Linked DNA regions of Homo sapiens: region 2 is linked to region 1. The links are chromatin loops, found by intact Hi-C in ENCODE. Cell type or tissue: heart right ventricle. All regions are shown on one strand.

Region 1 (8,000 bases):
AATGAGACCCCATCTCTTACATCAAAAACAAAATAAACTTCTTAACTGATGCATTTAAAAAAGATTTAGACTGGCAAAAATTTAATAGGATTGGTAATCTCCAATACTGACAGGGGTATGAGGAATTGCGATCCCAAATACACAAGGATATAAATACAAGGGTGCTCATGGATAACTAACTTGTTGTAATGGGGAAAAGTTGGAAAAAAACTTAATATTCATTGATAGGGGAAATAAGGTAGGTTAATTTTGTATGACATTATATAGCTGTTAAAAGAATAAAAAAGATATGTATGATTCATGGAGGAATGTCCACAATACATTACTGAATTAAAAAGTTATGTCAAAGAACTGTATTTATCGCATTATGACATTTTTTCAAAAGCAAAAACACTATTAAACAGTTTATATTTAAATACACACACACACACACACATTGTACACAGAGAGAAAAATGACTGGAGAATTAACAAATTATTAATAGTAGGATGGGAATGGTGGTCATGGGAAAGGCATTTGCTTTTCATTTTGTCCTCGAGTATTTTTTAACTTATTTTTTACAAGCATGTATTAATCATTTACTTTTAAACAATTCTTTTAAGTTTAATCCATGTGCACAACTATCAAATAGTGTTAGTGTATAGGTTAGAACAGTGCCTAGCTCAAAGTAGCAATCAATAGTTACTATCTGAACAAATGATTTCTGAAAATCATTACTGTCTGTAAATAATTCAAACTTCTGCTCAAAAAGCCATTGTAAAAACCTTTTACTAAGACATTTTCTTATAAAAATTGCTAGCTTAATCTGGTTTTCTTGTGGCTTGTAAAAGCACTTTAATTCAGAGTTTGGTAATACACACTTAACTGTGTTAGCAGCATCTTTAAAACCAAGAGACTAATAGGAGTGCGATAGCAAAAAAGCTTTAATTACTGCAGAACCAGTGGCAGGAGAAGGAAACTGTCAGTTTTCACACCTCAGTGAAGGCTGTGCGAGGGTCTTGCAGGTTCAGATGTACGTGGTCAAGTGATAAATGGCAGGCTCTGGATTCGGTTGTGGTCTGAGCTCAGCATTGGGGCAGGAAACAAACAGTGCCTTCAGCACTTGTCTGACACCATCCCTGGCAGGAGACAAGTCCAGAAAGAGCTATGCACAGTCAATGATTTTCCTTTTCAGCCCTGTCTATCCTACAGCAGCTGGAGTAGCTGCTCTAGGAGGCTGTAATTGATAGCTTTGATTTACCGAAGAAAAATAACTGGGCAGTTATGTAGTCCAGGGACAAGCCCTTCTGAATGTGAAAACGGTGCCCTCTCAGTAACAAGGGACTGTTATTGATCTTTACACTGTCATTTCTGCTGTGAACCAACCTCGACCAAGTATGGGCTTCCCTCTGTGTATTCCTGTCCCTGATTTAGTCCCAGAACATTTTGGAAACTTACCAGGTCTGCATATCAGCTTAATATGTCCACCACATGCACTCTCTCTTTCATGGCCTCCCTTATGGACTGTGATTCCATTTGTGTTGTATGATTTTGCAATTGTGATTTGTTGTTTTGTATTGTTTTCAAGTTGTGTCAAGCACGCACATGTAGTTTCCCACCTTAGAAACAATTTGACAGAGGAAAGAAAGAAACTGTATTAAAGACAAGCAAAATGTTTCCTTTCTAAAACTCTTTTCACTGAATAACTGCCACTTCTCAGGAGTGTGAGTTTTGTTTTCATTTGTGTTTGTGAAGTAGAGAAAATATATTTGAAGGCACAGGCAAAGGAACTTGCCACGACCTTCAATTTTTTGAAAATCGTGTAATTTACATTAAATTTCTTAAAATTTTGCATTCTTTTCTATTATCTGTGTTTTTATTTGAATACAAAATTAATAATTAAAATTATTTAATGCAGAACTAAATAGGTCCTCCAGGAAGAGGGAGATTTCTCTTCTGTGGCTTCTGATTTTATGACCAGGCAGTACTGAGACAGCCAGGTGGGAGGGGGTCCTCAGAGAAACTCCAGCCAGCTTGCCCACTGAGGTGGAGCCTTATGAAGTTTACGATGTTTGTAGTAGGGAGGAGTCTGGCTCCTCCTCTTCCTGTGTGGAGCCTGGGATTTGAACAGTGGGTGTGAAGTGCTCTAGAAGGGACTCTGACCTAGCAAGAGTCCCTGTTTCCCCCTTTTCTTCCTCTTCACCCAATAAAACCCTGTCTCACTCATCATTCAAATTGTCTGTGAGCCTGAATTTTCATGGCTGTGGGACAAAGCACCCCATCTTTAACTGAATTAAGGAAAAGTCCTGCAACAGTGTGACCTAGAATGTGCACAATCCTGGAGATCTGGAGAAGCCAACAACATCCCTAATAGGAAAGCATTAACATGTTCATTTTAGTAACAAACAGAACCCCAGGAGTATTTCCCGAGTTCATGGACTAACACCTAACTCCAGATACAGCCATTCCCACAAGACCATGCTATGGAAATTCTCTTCTATTAATTTTGTTTCTTCTCTTTCATCCCTCTTAGCTTTACATTAAATAGAGTGTTTTTTTATATTAAGTATAACATGTGTTTAAAAATTATTAAATGGTAAGTTCTCTGGTAACTTATTTATTTTTTAAGAGCAGAGAAAGGGGTAGGATAAAGCAAAGGCTTTATCAAAAACCCTATACAAAATTTTGGAAGTGTGTAGTTACAGACCCCATACTGGGGCTGCATTCTTTCTCGCTGACATTTTTGGCAGAGTGACTGAGTGGCAAATCACCAGATCCAAGTTCTAACTTGTAATGCTACCAAATAATTTCCTGTGCATGGGGGAGTCATAAACTCTCTTATACCCTTCTATCACACATATTATTGAGGAAGTGAGGGCTGAAATCAGTGATCTTTGAGGTCTCCACACTGTTGTTTTACTCCAGTGGAAGATTCAATAGAGGATGGAGAAAATTCACACCCCCTAGCCTGGCCTTTTCATAATATTGCTTGGGCTGATTCAAGGGACAGTGCACTTTTTTTCAGCTAATGTTTTTACTTCACAGTAACACTATGATATGTATTCCATATTTTATTTTCTTCTTTCAATTTGTCTTGATGTCTACTGTTCTACTATAACTGTTTAAATGGAGAACAAGATTAGTTCATCTTTCATGAAGCTTCCAAATATGCTGGCGGGCCCATGTCTACTCTTTGGCTCCAGCTTCCCTCGACTGTCAGCTGCTCTGGCCATGCAGCAATCGTCATTCCCAGCTGCAGCAAGAGACCCAGTGGAGTGCTGGCCTGGCTCAGATGCAACCTACAGTGTTATTTTTATAATCTGGAAGTCCTAGGCAAAGAAAGCAACTCTTCTTCCGTCAGCTATTAGCTATTCCCTACTGTCCAAGATCCTGTGGTTCTTCAATGACTCAGAAGGCAGCAAAGTCTAATCTCTTGACCTTGCTATTCAGCTTCCTTCACTGTAGAGAAGGTGATTACAAAGGACCAACCATTTAATTAGCTTCTGGGGCCTACAGCTTGCAGTTTTACATTTCTCTTTCTCGTGATTGAATATTTTATTTAGTACTCTTTGGTAGAGCAAACACTGAGCCACTGCTAGCATTTCCTGGTGAATGATATGGGATTGGCTATCAAGACTTATTTATTTTAGAAGAAGGAGGTAAAAACTAATTGAAGTTTATCTGTTTTTACAAATGCAGAAAATTTCTAGGAAGCATTAGTAAGCTATCCAGTTCTATGCATTTTAGGTTTGGGTGCAAACTATTGAATTGTAATAATTAATTAGGCTCAGGAACAGCCATCTTTGGTTATGCTTTCTAAATCCTTTGGCTAAACTCTCTTAATCAATATTCACTTAAAAGTGTGGTGTGCTCCTCGACTCCATCCTTTCCCTTTCCCTAGCAATGTCCAATTATTTCAGGTGGAGGTAACTTTATTTTTCTAAATATCTTTAGTGTAAGTTTGCTTATAAATTCATCAAATATTTATTTAACAGTTACGGCAAGATATTTGAACATCTTATCAAAAAAGATCAATCAAATATAAATAAGAATATGAAAAGATGTTTAACATGACTAGTCTTCAGGGAAATGCAGACTAAAACCATAATGAGGTACTGCTGGATACCTATTATGCAAACTAAAACCATAATGAGGTACTGCTGGATACCTATTATGCAAACTAAAACCATAATGAGGTACTACTGGATACCTATTGGAATAACTTTAAAAAATGACAATCTCAAGTACATGAAAGGATGCAGAGTAACTTAAACTCTAATACATTGCTTTTGGAAAACAGTTTCCAGTAACTTATTAACTTATTAAGTTAATCATATGCTGATAATTGACTTATTAAGTTAATCATATGCTGATAATATGACCCAGTGCTTCTATTCTTAGGTATTTGCCCAAATGAAATAAAAATTATTTTGGAACAAACATATGGATGATTTATTTTCCATCAAACTAGAAACAACTCTAATATCTTTCCACTGGGGCCTGGATAAATGCTGGTATATTTGTACCACGGAATATTACTAAGGAAAAAACAGAAATGTACCACAGTACTGATACAACCACAATAAGGATGAACTTCAAACACACTATGATAAATGAAAGAAGCCAGACTCGAAAGGTTACATACTGTGTGTATGTGGTTGCCAGGGGCTGGAGTTGTGAGATTGACTATGAAAGGGCAACATGAAGAAATTTAGGGGGTGATGGAACTGTTCTATATCTTGATGGTGGTAGTGGTTACATTATGATATACAATTTTCAAAATTCACAAACAAGGTGAATTTTATTGTATGTAAATTACTCTTTAACAATAAAAGCAAAAATTATTGAACACCTGCTATGTGCTGTTGTTCCAGAAGTGAAAAGACAGACCAGGTTCTTGCTTCCTAGATCTTATATCCTTGTTCTGTGTTCACTCTTCTGTGTCCACAGTCAGCACTAAAGTCTATGTTCTTTTCGTCTTTTGCCTGCTCTAACCTTCTAAATTGATCCCCTTGTCTCCCAACTCTCCTCTTCTCCAATCCATTTTCAATAATGCTACCAAATGAATCTTTTTATGATGTCAACTTGATTATGCATCTTCCATGTGGCAGTGGATAGTTTCTATGATTTGTAGCCTTTTAGCTTCTTTGAAATACCTTTTCTGTGCTTGGAATTTCTCACATCAGGGTTTCCTAGATAGAAGCTAGAAATTCACTTTCCAGTCTCCCTTGCAGCTATGGTGCTGGCATACGACCTGGGCCAATCAGAAGAATATAAGCATGACTATGATTAGACAAAAAGCAATGGGAGGAAGGAGGTGCTGTGTGGAATTCATTTCTGTTGAGGGTGACAGGAATGGCTTTCTTAGAGTACTGGGGGAGGTTTTGCTGCCTAGTGCCCAGGGTCTTGATGTGACCGCTAGAGTATGTGCTCAGTGGTCTTTGCTGGAGTCTCTAAGTCTGGACTCACAGTCTCTGCCAGAGTGTCTCTGAACTACTTAATATTCTTTAATAAATTCTTCTTTTTCTCCTTAAGCTAGAGTGGTTACTGTTTTTCACTTACTTTGCCTCTGAATCTCAATAGATACACCTATGTATAAGCCTTCAAAGACTTCCCATCACCTTAGGAAAAAAATCAGTACTTTTAACTATGGCATCTAAGGCCTTCAACATAGAGTTCATACATACTTTCCAGTTTAAACTGTTCTCAATGTGCTCTATGTTTTAGTCACCCTAAACTTGCTGTTTGTCCAACACTTCATTCTCATTTATACCTTCATGCCTTTGCAGATGATGTTCCCTTTGTTTAGTATAAGTTTTCCTTTTTTCTCACCACTTTGTAACCCTCTCTTCATGTTGCCCTTATTTACCCTTCAATTCCATTCAAAATCTATCTCAAATACCACGAGCTCAAATGCCCTTTGTGAAGCCTTCCTTGATATCCTTAACATGGTCCCAGCGCCCAAGAGCTGTTTGCTTCCTCCTGTATCTGAGAACTTCTTGTATTGTATTATGATGTTTTGTTCATTTAGTCATTCATTCAATAATAATTATTGAGCAAATACCATGTGCCAGGCACAGAGCTAAAATCTGAATGATAAGTAGGAGTTAATTAGGTAAAAATGGAGTAGAGTGTGTTCCCACAGAGATCAGCATGGAAAGTGGGCAGGCAGCTCATGAAGAGTGTGAGCCTCCAAGTGAGGGCAAGTGTAGTGGCCAGGGCTGAGGAGCAGGTGTGCCCCCTTCAGTCTTCTGCAAGTCCTTTGAGGCAGGAGCCCAGTTTTACTCACCTTTGTGCCTCTAGTGAAGCCAATCAGGCATGGAGTTGACATTCAATGAAGGGTTATTGAATTAATAAATAAATCACCAGATCATGTCTCTCCCTAAAACATTTATTTGATGCTTGAACCAGAGGAGATAATTTAGGCTTAATTTCCTGTGCATCAAATCATTGTCAGGACATAAGTATTACCTTTAATTAGCAAGCAAAGTCTCCCACTTCCTCACACTAATAATCCAGTGTTGCATTGATGTAATAGTGGCAGACCAACTTCAAAAGTGTTTTCTTGGATAATTGTTTGGGTGTCATCGGTTTACTTATCTTTAAAAGCCTATTAACACAGCAGATATCTCCAATCTGCTTTTTCATGTGATTCTGTCATCATAGCAACCTCACAAATCAACTCTCTGATGTGTCTTAACATTATAGCTTGGGCAAAATGAGGGAAAATAATTTTCTGATCATTACACAGAAAACCAGTGTCACAATAAGAGCCATTTCTTCCCAGACCTTTCTTTCATGGCCAAGGGTCATCTTTTAATAAAAGAGGTATTAAGTGAGGCAAGAGCTGCATGTTTAAATCAATCTGTGTGCAGTAAGTGTCGATACCTCCTTTAGCCCTATATCCATGGGATACAGAACAGCCACTTCCTGGCGAGGGTGAAACTGGAGGCACCAAGCTTCAATGTCATCCACAGGGCTTGGAATGTAAATACATGTCATTGCTGCTTTGGATAGTTTTGAAACCCTCTCCTACCATCAGATAGCAATGTCTTTCCTTTGATTTGGTACCAAAATTAAGCTGAATTTTAATCACCTCCTTAATGCTTAACTTCACAGAGAAACAGACTGAGTATTAGGGATATCTTTCTGATGTTTTCAATGAACCAGAGGCACAGACTTTGCTGTCATCTTCAGCCAAGGACAAATTGTAATTGGCAAGGCTGGCAAATTGCTTCTTCTTATTGGAAACTGCCATTGGCACATTAGATTGAAAATAAGATCCTTCCTGTATGGAGGTGATGTGGTTCTTTACCATGCAGCTGTAAGTGAAAAGTTGTTTTTCTAAACTAATGTTTATAGAGGTAATTCAGTTTGTGATACTAAGGGATATAAATTTGGGATATTACTGAGAATGATTCAGCTTTCATTTTTTACTTGAACTCCTGCAGTTGCCCTTTTTTCTTCCTCCTTAAACGTGTGATGGTACATCCGTCTTGTTAGGAACATGCTCAGAGGATAAAAATGAGCAGTCTTCCTTAAGAGGAAAGTGAGAATTGAAAGGCGGAATATGCCATCATCACAAACATTGCACCCAGATGACAGACATGGGACTTCATACTGACACCATTAATCATGATGGGGCCCTGTGGCTGTCTGCTACACAGCTCTCAGCTAGACTTACTTTGATATGTCTAAGAGGCTCATTTTTGGATGTTAAAGGTGGTTGGCTCTGTGCTCTGTTTTAGTGGAGACTCGGGGCAATGGGAGTCTCTTTCCTAGCCCGAATACAAGGCACCCACACTATTTTCTAATTAATAAGCAAGGTATTAACAAGTTTCTGAAACAGAATATAAAATGTTCTTCAGGTGCAATCAGCATTGTACTCACTCATAGCTAAATAAATAAATAAATAAAGGGCTAACTTCATAAGACAGAGATGGTAAAACTTGAGAATCTATTTTTTATAGTCCTATTGATCCTTTCAGAACTCCTTACTGTCTTTTACATCTGTACCAGAG
Region 2 (8,000 bases), 400 kb before region 1:
AAGATAGATTATTTGGAACAATTTCAAAGTCTTTTAAAATTATGTTGATCATTGAACTTTTCAAGGCATGTATAGCTTGAAGGAGTCCACATTTTGAAAACTGTATGGTTCAAGTGACTTTTCTTGGAGCAATCTACCTAGGTGGACATAGATAAGAACTTTTCATATGTAAGAGTATATGAAAAATGGAAGAGAAAATAGGTGAGAATTAGAATCCAATTCTTTTGGAGAATTACATTTCTTAAAAATAAAGGAATTAAAACTCTTTGAATAGGTAATATAGTCAATAGTTCAAAACTGAATGCTACTAAAGGATATATGTGACAAGTAGCTTTGCATCCCCCAACTTCCAGCCACTAAGTACCCTCCTAGAAGGCAATCAACAATATAAGTTCCTTGTGCATTTTGCAGAGATAGTCATGTGTAGGCAAATGTATACCTATATGTATCTGTATACCTTAGGGCAGTCTATCAGGAAGGGCAAACTGGAACTCTCAGGCCACAGGCAGAATTCAACTGATAGAAATGAGCCCACTCAGATTATCTAGTATAATCTTCTTTATTTAGAGTCAATTGATCATAGATGCTAATCATGTCTACAAAATACTTTCACATGACACTTAGATTTAGTATTTGATTGAATAACTGGGACCATATCCTGGTCAAGTTGACACATAAAACTGATCATCACAAGTCCACTGCTTGTCAATTTGGCACTCATACATACCTCTTTAAACGATACGTAATCTCCAAATAAAGACAGTAACAAAGTCATACTTCCACTTAACATGTTACAAGTATCCTGTGTAGAATACAAATATGCTAATTATTTCCCAGAATACTAATTATTTCACAAATCCTTGGGTGACATTCACTCTTATTCTTAATATCTTGCAACTTAAGTATACTGATGTAAAGTCAACTGTAATTAAACTGTAAGTATACTGATGTAAAGTTAACTGATGTAAAGTGAACTGTAATTAAAACTGTAACATCTATATTATGTTAGATGATAAGAGAATAAGAGTGGGAAGAAAACAAATATATTTGGTTAAAATATATGCAAATGTATTCATAACAAAATGAGAAAACAGTACCAATAACTATCACAATTCTCATTTCTACAACCGGCCATATGATCATAACTGGTATTTGTTGCTACCTTCTTCCACTACACATTACATATTCCATTTTCATTTTGGCCTCAGCAAGCACCTAAGTTTATCTTGGCTCTTTGCCTGGTGGGGTGACCCAAATCTCATTCCTGAAGGATCTGGGCCATTATCCTGCCTGAACTGGGTTGTTGTAGTTTTTCACCGATTCAAGGCAATAGGCATGGCTGTACTAAAAGATGCCATAAGGCAGGGGTCCCCAATCCACAGGTCATGGACCAAACTGGGCTGCACAGCAGGAGGTGAGTGGCGGGTGAGGAGCATTACAGCCTGAGCTCCGCCTCCAGTCAGATCAGCGGTGGCAGTAGATTCTCATAGGTGCGCAAACCCTATTGTGAACTGCACATGCGAGGGATCTGGGTTGCACACTCCTTATGAGAATCTAACTAATGTCCGATGATCCGAGGTGGAACAGTAGTATCCTGAAACTGCCTCCCCCTTCCACCAGTTCATGGAAAAATTGTCTTCTATGAAACTGGTCCCTGGTGCCAAAAAGTTGGAGATTGCGGCCATAATGGATCTCCTGTATTCCAACACATACTGTTCTGTACACTCATTTTGTAATAGCAACCTGTTTTTTTTTTCCCTTGGTAATTAACATCAGTCTCCCCAGCCAGCACAGTAAATCCCTCTTTGCCTGTTGATTCAGGGCCATGAGTAGTAAGTGGCTGAGTGCCAGTCTTAACTTACAGTGTAGTGAAATCATACAGTGTAGTGAAGCATTTACTCTCTTTGAGACTAAGACCTTTGGACCAGCAGGGCAAAGGTCTGCTGCGGATGGGAAATCATGAGATGAGAAGCAAAATTTTTGTCAGTGGATGATTAGGGCTAATTTTGAGTGATGCCACTCCTATTTCTACCCTTTAATTCCTGGACTTTTGAATTCTGGCTATCAGAGAAACAGCACCACATATTGGATGAAAATTCAGAACATAATCAGCTTTCTAGAGAACATTGACCCAGCACTATAAGGCTTTGCCAACTAGCTGGTGTGGTAACTGAGTCTTCAGAAGGCCATTCCACCGTTCTGTCAAACCAGCTGCTTCAGAATGGTGGGGAACATAAGACTAGTGAATTCCACGAGCCTGGGTCTATTGCTGCACTTCATTTGCTGTAAAGTGAGTTCTTTAATCAGAAGCAATGCTGGAGGGTAGAATACTAGGGATAAGACATTTTGTAAGTTGAAAGACGGCATTTTCAGCAGTATTATTTCATGCAGCAAAGGCAAATTCCTATCCAGAGTAAGTTTTTATTCCAGTAAGAACAAATTTCTGCCCCTGTTGATGATGGTAGTGGTCCAGACTAATCAACCTGCAACCAAATTGATCACCCTACAGAATAGTGTCATGTCAGAGACTCAGTGTTGTTCTCTGATGCTGGAAGATTGGACATTCATTGGTGGCTGTAGCTGGATCAGCCTTGGAATTTATATTACTGAACCTATGCATATCTTTAATCTCTGCCTCAGTGACCACATTTTATGAGCCCATTGGGTGATGGGGAATGGCTAGGGAAAGAGGCTGAGTGGCATCCACAGTCATCCCATGTACTTGAAGCTGGTGTTACATACTGGCTTCTCCCTTGCTTCTTTTACTTAATAAATCTCTTGCAAATATTCCATATCAGTGCATGAAGAGTTTTGAGAAAACACATCTTTCCAAGATATTTTTTTTCCTTTGTATAATGTGAACAGACTGAATTTATGGCCATGCGATTTAAGTGAAAGTCAACAAAGGGGCGAGCTCATGTCTGGACTTGAACTGGTGACATTTTCTGATGTGCTGAGCTGACCACGGAATTAGAAATACTCAGTACCTGAGAAGGAAGCCTGTGCCACAGGATGCCAGGAAAGTTCCTGAAGCTTCAGAGTCCAGTCGAGTTTTGGTCATGACTGTATAACACTTTCATAGTAGCTCATGAGCATTGACCCAAACCAATGACTATCCTTGGCTGTCCTTGTCTTTTCCCAACTTGTCTTTAACTCAATGATGCCTATTCCTTTCATTTGTTAATCTGTGTATCCTCTCTCATCTTCTCATAGCAGGGACCTTGACATAATCATTGTTGTAGTCTAAGTGCCTAGCATAATGCCTGATACATAGTAGGTGCTCAATTTATATTCACATTTAAATTCATTCAACAAATATTAACTGAGCCCCTGCTATTAATGCATGTTGACTGAATACTCCCTTTCTGTTTTCTTTATTTCTTTTTCTGGCTATAACTCTTTCCTTCTTTCTTTCTTTATTTGGCACAAAAGGAAAACAAGTCTTATTGAAAGACAACTTAGTTCAACTCAATTCTACAAACACTTAGTGAGTGTCTACTTTATGCTAGGCATAGAATTTGACAAAGTTTTCTCTCAGGACACTAGCTAGTAGAAAAGAAAGACACCCAAGAATATAATCAAAAGTAAGGTTGGGGAATGCCAGGATAGGAACATGCTTTTGGAGCTAGGAGAGTATTTTCCTGCCAGCAGATGTTTAGTGTGACAGAAGAGGTCATAGTAAGAGATTAATACTAACAACAACAATTAGAATATATGTAGTGATTACTAAGTTCTTGGCACTATTGTTAGTACTTTACATGTATTAGCTCATATACTCCTCACAACAACCCTAAAAGATAGGTACTAGTGTTATCCTAGCTTTTGGAGTGGGAAAACTGAGACACAGAGAGGTTTGCTAATATGGCAGAGCCCCATATTCCAATCCCCCACCTCCACCCCCCAGTTTCACCCTCAACCAATGGCTGATAGGAACTGGTGTATTAGTAACTGAGGAATCTTACCTCTCAGGTGGCTAATTCTTAGGTGGGATAGCTCTGAGGCAAAAGTTCTTCGTTATTGCACAGTTTCCCTGTGGGATAAAATGTCAGCTGTCATAGAGGCAGCGGGCTTGATAATGTTCCGTTAACTAAGGCGAAGTTTTTTCTCTTTCTCCTTTCCCTACTCTCCTGCTGGTATTTTCCGAACCTCTCAAATAAACTGCTGGCCCTTGAATCCTTGTCTCAGTCTGCTTCTGGGTGAATCCAAAGTTGTGAGTGAACCCAAACCAAAACAAGTGACACACCCAGGGTAGATTTGAACCCAGCCTTTGGACTCCTGAGTGTATGCTCTCCCCAATCCCTTTACCTACACTGGGGGCAGGATAGACAAAGAGACTGAGAAAGTCCTCTGGGTTTGAAGAAAATAGTTCAGTGTGACTAGAACAGAGCGGTCTGGGGAGTGGGGGTGTGGGGAAGGGGTGGGGAGATGAGATCAAACAGGCAACGTGGGATGAATGCATGAAGTTCATGTAGATCAAACTAAGGCATTTGAGCCTTATCGCAAAGGCAATGGGAAGTCACTGCATGGTTTTGCTCAGGGTTTGATATGATCAGATATATATTTACAAAAGTTCATTCTGGTGACAATGTAGAGGATGAATTGGAGTAAAGGGCAGTGGAGAGATTGCAGGTAGGATGACTGGTTTGAGGCTACAGCAACTAGGAGAACAACAGTGTATATAGAAAAGAAGGGGCTGACCTGACAGGCACTTAGGACATAGGATCAATGCTACATGGTGCAGGGCAGTTTTGTGGATGGCCTTCGACTGACTCAGTTCTCCATCTTTCTCACTTGTAGTTCTCAAGAATAACTATAGAATGTGCTGAGAACGCAACATCCTGGGATAAGGAGGGACTGGCTGGAACAGCTCAGTCTCTGTTCTAGTCTCCCCTAGAAACTGGAGGTCTTCCAATGCTTCAGCCTAGCAAATCACATAACCCCAAGGTATAAAATCTAGGGTGGGCTGCTTTCTGGGGTCCCTCAGCTTTGGCACAAGTGGGGACATGCGGTCATGACTCCATTTGCCCTGAGCCTTGGAGGGCCAGCTTACAATGAATCTTAGCCTTCTTTTGTCCCTTGCTGCCTCGTTGTAAGTAACTTCTTATATGTGAGTGTTCTGTATCACTGGATTCAGACAATTTGATAACCAATTTACAGTGAAGCTACTTTGCACATGGTGACTGGGTGTGGTTAGGTGCATACCTGAAGGAAATTGAGATATGTAGGGTGAATCTGAGGATTTGGGTGGAGGGTAGTGACTTTAACTGTAGTGGGAATATGTTGGGGGCAGGGATTGTGGTATGTGAGAGAGTCTGTGTTTAGAAAAAGGACTATTTCAAGTGGACATACTAAGTTTTAAGTGCCTGAAGGCTATCCAGGTAGAGATATCCAGAGGCAGATGAAAATAGAGCTCTGAGATTTACTAAGGAGGCAACAACTGAATGTACAAATTTGGGGATGTCAGTTGATATTTGAAGGTATTAAAGCCCTGGGCATGAATGGAGTTCCTTGAAAACTCCAAAAGGCAAAAAAGCTGCTGTGGACAGTATATATTTTCAAGCATATTATCTCATTTAATTTTCATAATAATCATCTAAGATGAGGATGAAAGATATTATTTTCATCATCATCTTGTAAAGGAGAAAGCTGAGACTTGAGAGAGGTTAGAAAACTTACTTCCTTAGCTGGAGATGGGAAAGAGCTGAGATAAAGGCTAGATCTACTGGCTCCAAGTCCAGTGTCCTTCCCATCCCACCACACTGGTGACATCTCAAAATATGTTTGCATGCCTGTGTTGAGTGATTTAGGTATTCTCTAGGAAAGTTTCTTTGTAAGAGAAGGTATTGTATTTTTCTTTATGTTTTATATATATAATCTGTATTGTATTGTAGAAACCTGGCATATGCCATAACATGATGTGTAATGTTCTTTTCTGTAATTTATGCTTATTTACTGATAACTGGACATATATTTAACTCAATGATTGGACCTAGGCATAGATGATAATCCCATTTTTCAAGGGAGTGCTTTCCTTGCAGGTGAATTCTCAGAGGCTCAGCTAATACTGGTGCATTTTTCTCGGTCCATTTATTTCTACATCACCTGTCACCATGGTTGTCTCCCTTTTCATTATTTTTGACCATGTGCTAAGCATCCAACCTTACTCTATAGAATTAAGTTTTAGGCTGTAATAATTCACATTTATTCAGTGGACATCCTGAATGCCTACAGCAAATCTTTCCGAGGTTTTTCTTGTCCACCTTTTATGATCTGAGGAAAGCACTCTCCAAATAGTACCATAAGTCACGTCAGGAAAGGACCCTGACACAGAGCCACCTTGGAACTCAACCAGTTTTGGCCAAGATGTTAGAAAACCTACTTCCCTCTGTTATTTGCCCAGGAAATGACACTGACATTTGAAAAAATGTTACAGAAGAGGCCTTATTATGTGACAAACTGTGACATTAAAAAAATACATGATTTGTGGCATATTTTATTTATTTGGGGAAAAAATCCTGACAATGTCAAATACATATAAGTGAGTCAGGTCCTCGTTCCAACCCTGTGGCAGTCAATGCCAGAACTCAGCTGAACAGATTAAAGGAGCTGCTGGAACCCACAGAATGCAGAAAGGGGCCTGGCAATTCGCTTTCCCACCTCTTGAAGCTTATGTTAAGTGGTGGTGGGAAAAATGATCCCCGATTATGGTATGACACTCCCTGATGTGTTTTTCAGCTTGTTGCTGTTTTATTTAATTTCCAGTCAATTATACTGATGTCTGGATCATTAGTGATTTCCTTTTAGGCAGAAAAACATCACTATCCTGATCCTTTTCTTTGAACATCAGAGTTTTCTTATTCTATATTTTAATTATGATAGTAATCAATCATGACTTACTTATAAGAAGGGACAGTTTCTGAAACTTCTGTCCCCTACTTTCACCCTCTTCAATGTGTCTAGAACAGAGCAGCTGCAACTCATTTAGGCTGTGGATGTGGCCTGCCTGGTGAAAAACTTGAATAAGCCATTTCTTCCAGAAGGTGTGTGTATGTGTGTGTGTGTGTGTGTGTGTGTGTGTATGTGCAGACTTCTGAAACACTATGGCCCTTTTCCCACCACATCAGACTTTCTGAGTATTCAGATTATTTTTGTGAGAGCAGAAAGTGTTTCACCATATGAAGAAAATGTTGGTCATCTACAGTCATCTTTTCTTTTTAGGAGAATAAAAATGTTTCCGGTATAATAACATTAAGCCATATATCAGGTAATAGTCGTACTTTTTCCGATTTGCTAGCAATTGGAGAAAGTAAAGGATAAATAATATTTTCACTTTCTGAATTGATAGCTCATGTTTAGGTCCTTAATCTGAAGTTAAAATAAATGCTGGAAAATCCTCGCATAAAAGTGTGAATATACGTAGAGTGTGTGTTTAATCAGAGCCCCGTTTCTTGACTCTTTTCTGGGGAAAGAAACAGAGGAACTTGGGTTCCGTTTCTGGCACTTTTGCATGTAGCCCTGTTGCTAACAACCCTGGTTCTAATGTATATATTCATTCTCTACTGCTTATCTGCATCTCTCTCCGTACCTCTTGTTTTCTTTTTGGGTGACTCTGAATTTTCTAAACTCAGACACTTCCTTGCTCAGCCTCATGCCTCTATGTTAACAGGCAGTTTCTGGGATTTCAGACATGCTAGGTGAGATTCAACACTGGGACCAAATCCCTTCTTTCACCATTTGGGGGAGTGGATGGGAATCCTCCTCAGAGGTTGCTCCCTGAAAGGAACTGGGAGCAAGTGATAAAAACCCACATTAGTCTCTTGACACCTCATCCACATTCCTCTGATTTGGATGCTTTTAAATCTTCCCAGAACTGATCTTAGTTATGAGATTCCATTTGGCAGAGCTAAGGCTGGGGCCGGTCCTAGGAAAAACTATTAGGAGAGATGAAACTTGCCTTAAGAATCTTTTATTGTGAAACATGCTATGAACATCTTTCTACT

What was found. Hi-C counts contacts between places; a loop is a spot of excess contacts. Peaks named below come from ENCODE experiments on the same cell type or tissue, not always from the same donor. Only the 100,000 strongest peaks of a DNase experiment are listed, where the experiment ranks them.
Region 2: it touches region 1 in a loop (2.5-fold over the local background); 3 of 110 quality-filtered maps call a loop at or near these places.

The regions. Positions count from the first base shown.
Region 1 is chr3:178,450,212-178,458,211 of GRCh38, reverse strand. LINC01014 (long intergenic non-protein coding RNA 1014) reads right to left here. Exons shown (of 3, transcript NR_046786.1): 2 at 1,438-1,598; 3 at 907-1,118. Among named protein-coding and RNA genes, the nearest start is that of LINC01014, 35 kb to the right of the region's middle. In heart right ventricle, no CTCF peak of the experiment used is centred here; a DNase peak (open chromatin) is centred at 3,221; H3K27ac peaks cover 3,257 bases.
Region 2 is chr3:178,850,818-178,858,817 of GRCh38, reverse strand. The region is part of intron 2 of KCNMB2-AS1 (KCNMB2 antisense RNA 1); the gene reads left to right. Among named protein-coding and RNA genes, the nearest start is that of KCNMB2-AS1, 5.6 kb to the left of the region's middle. In heart right ventricle, no CTCF peak of the experiment used is centred here; no DNase peak of the experiment used is centred here; H3K27ac peaks cover 608 bases.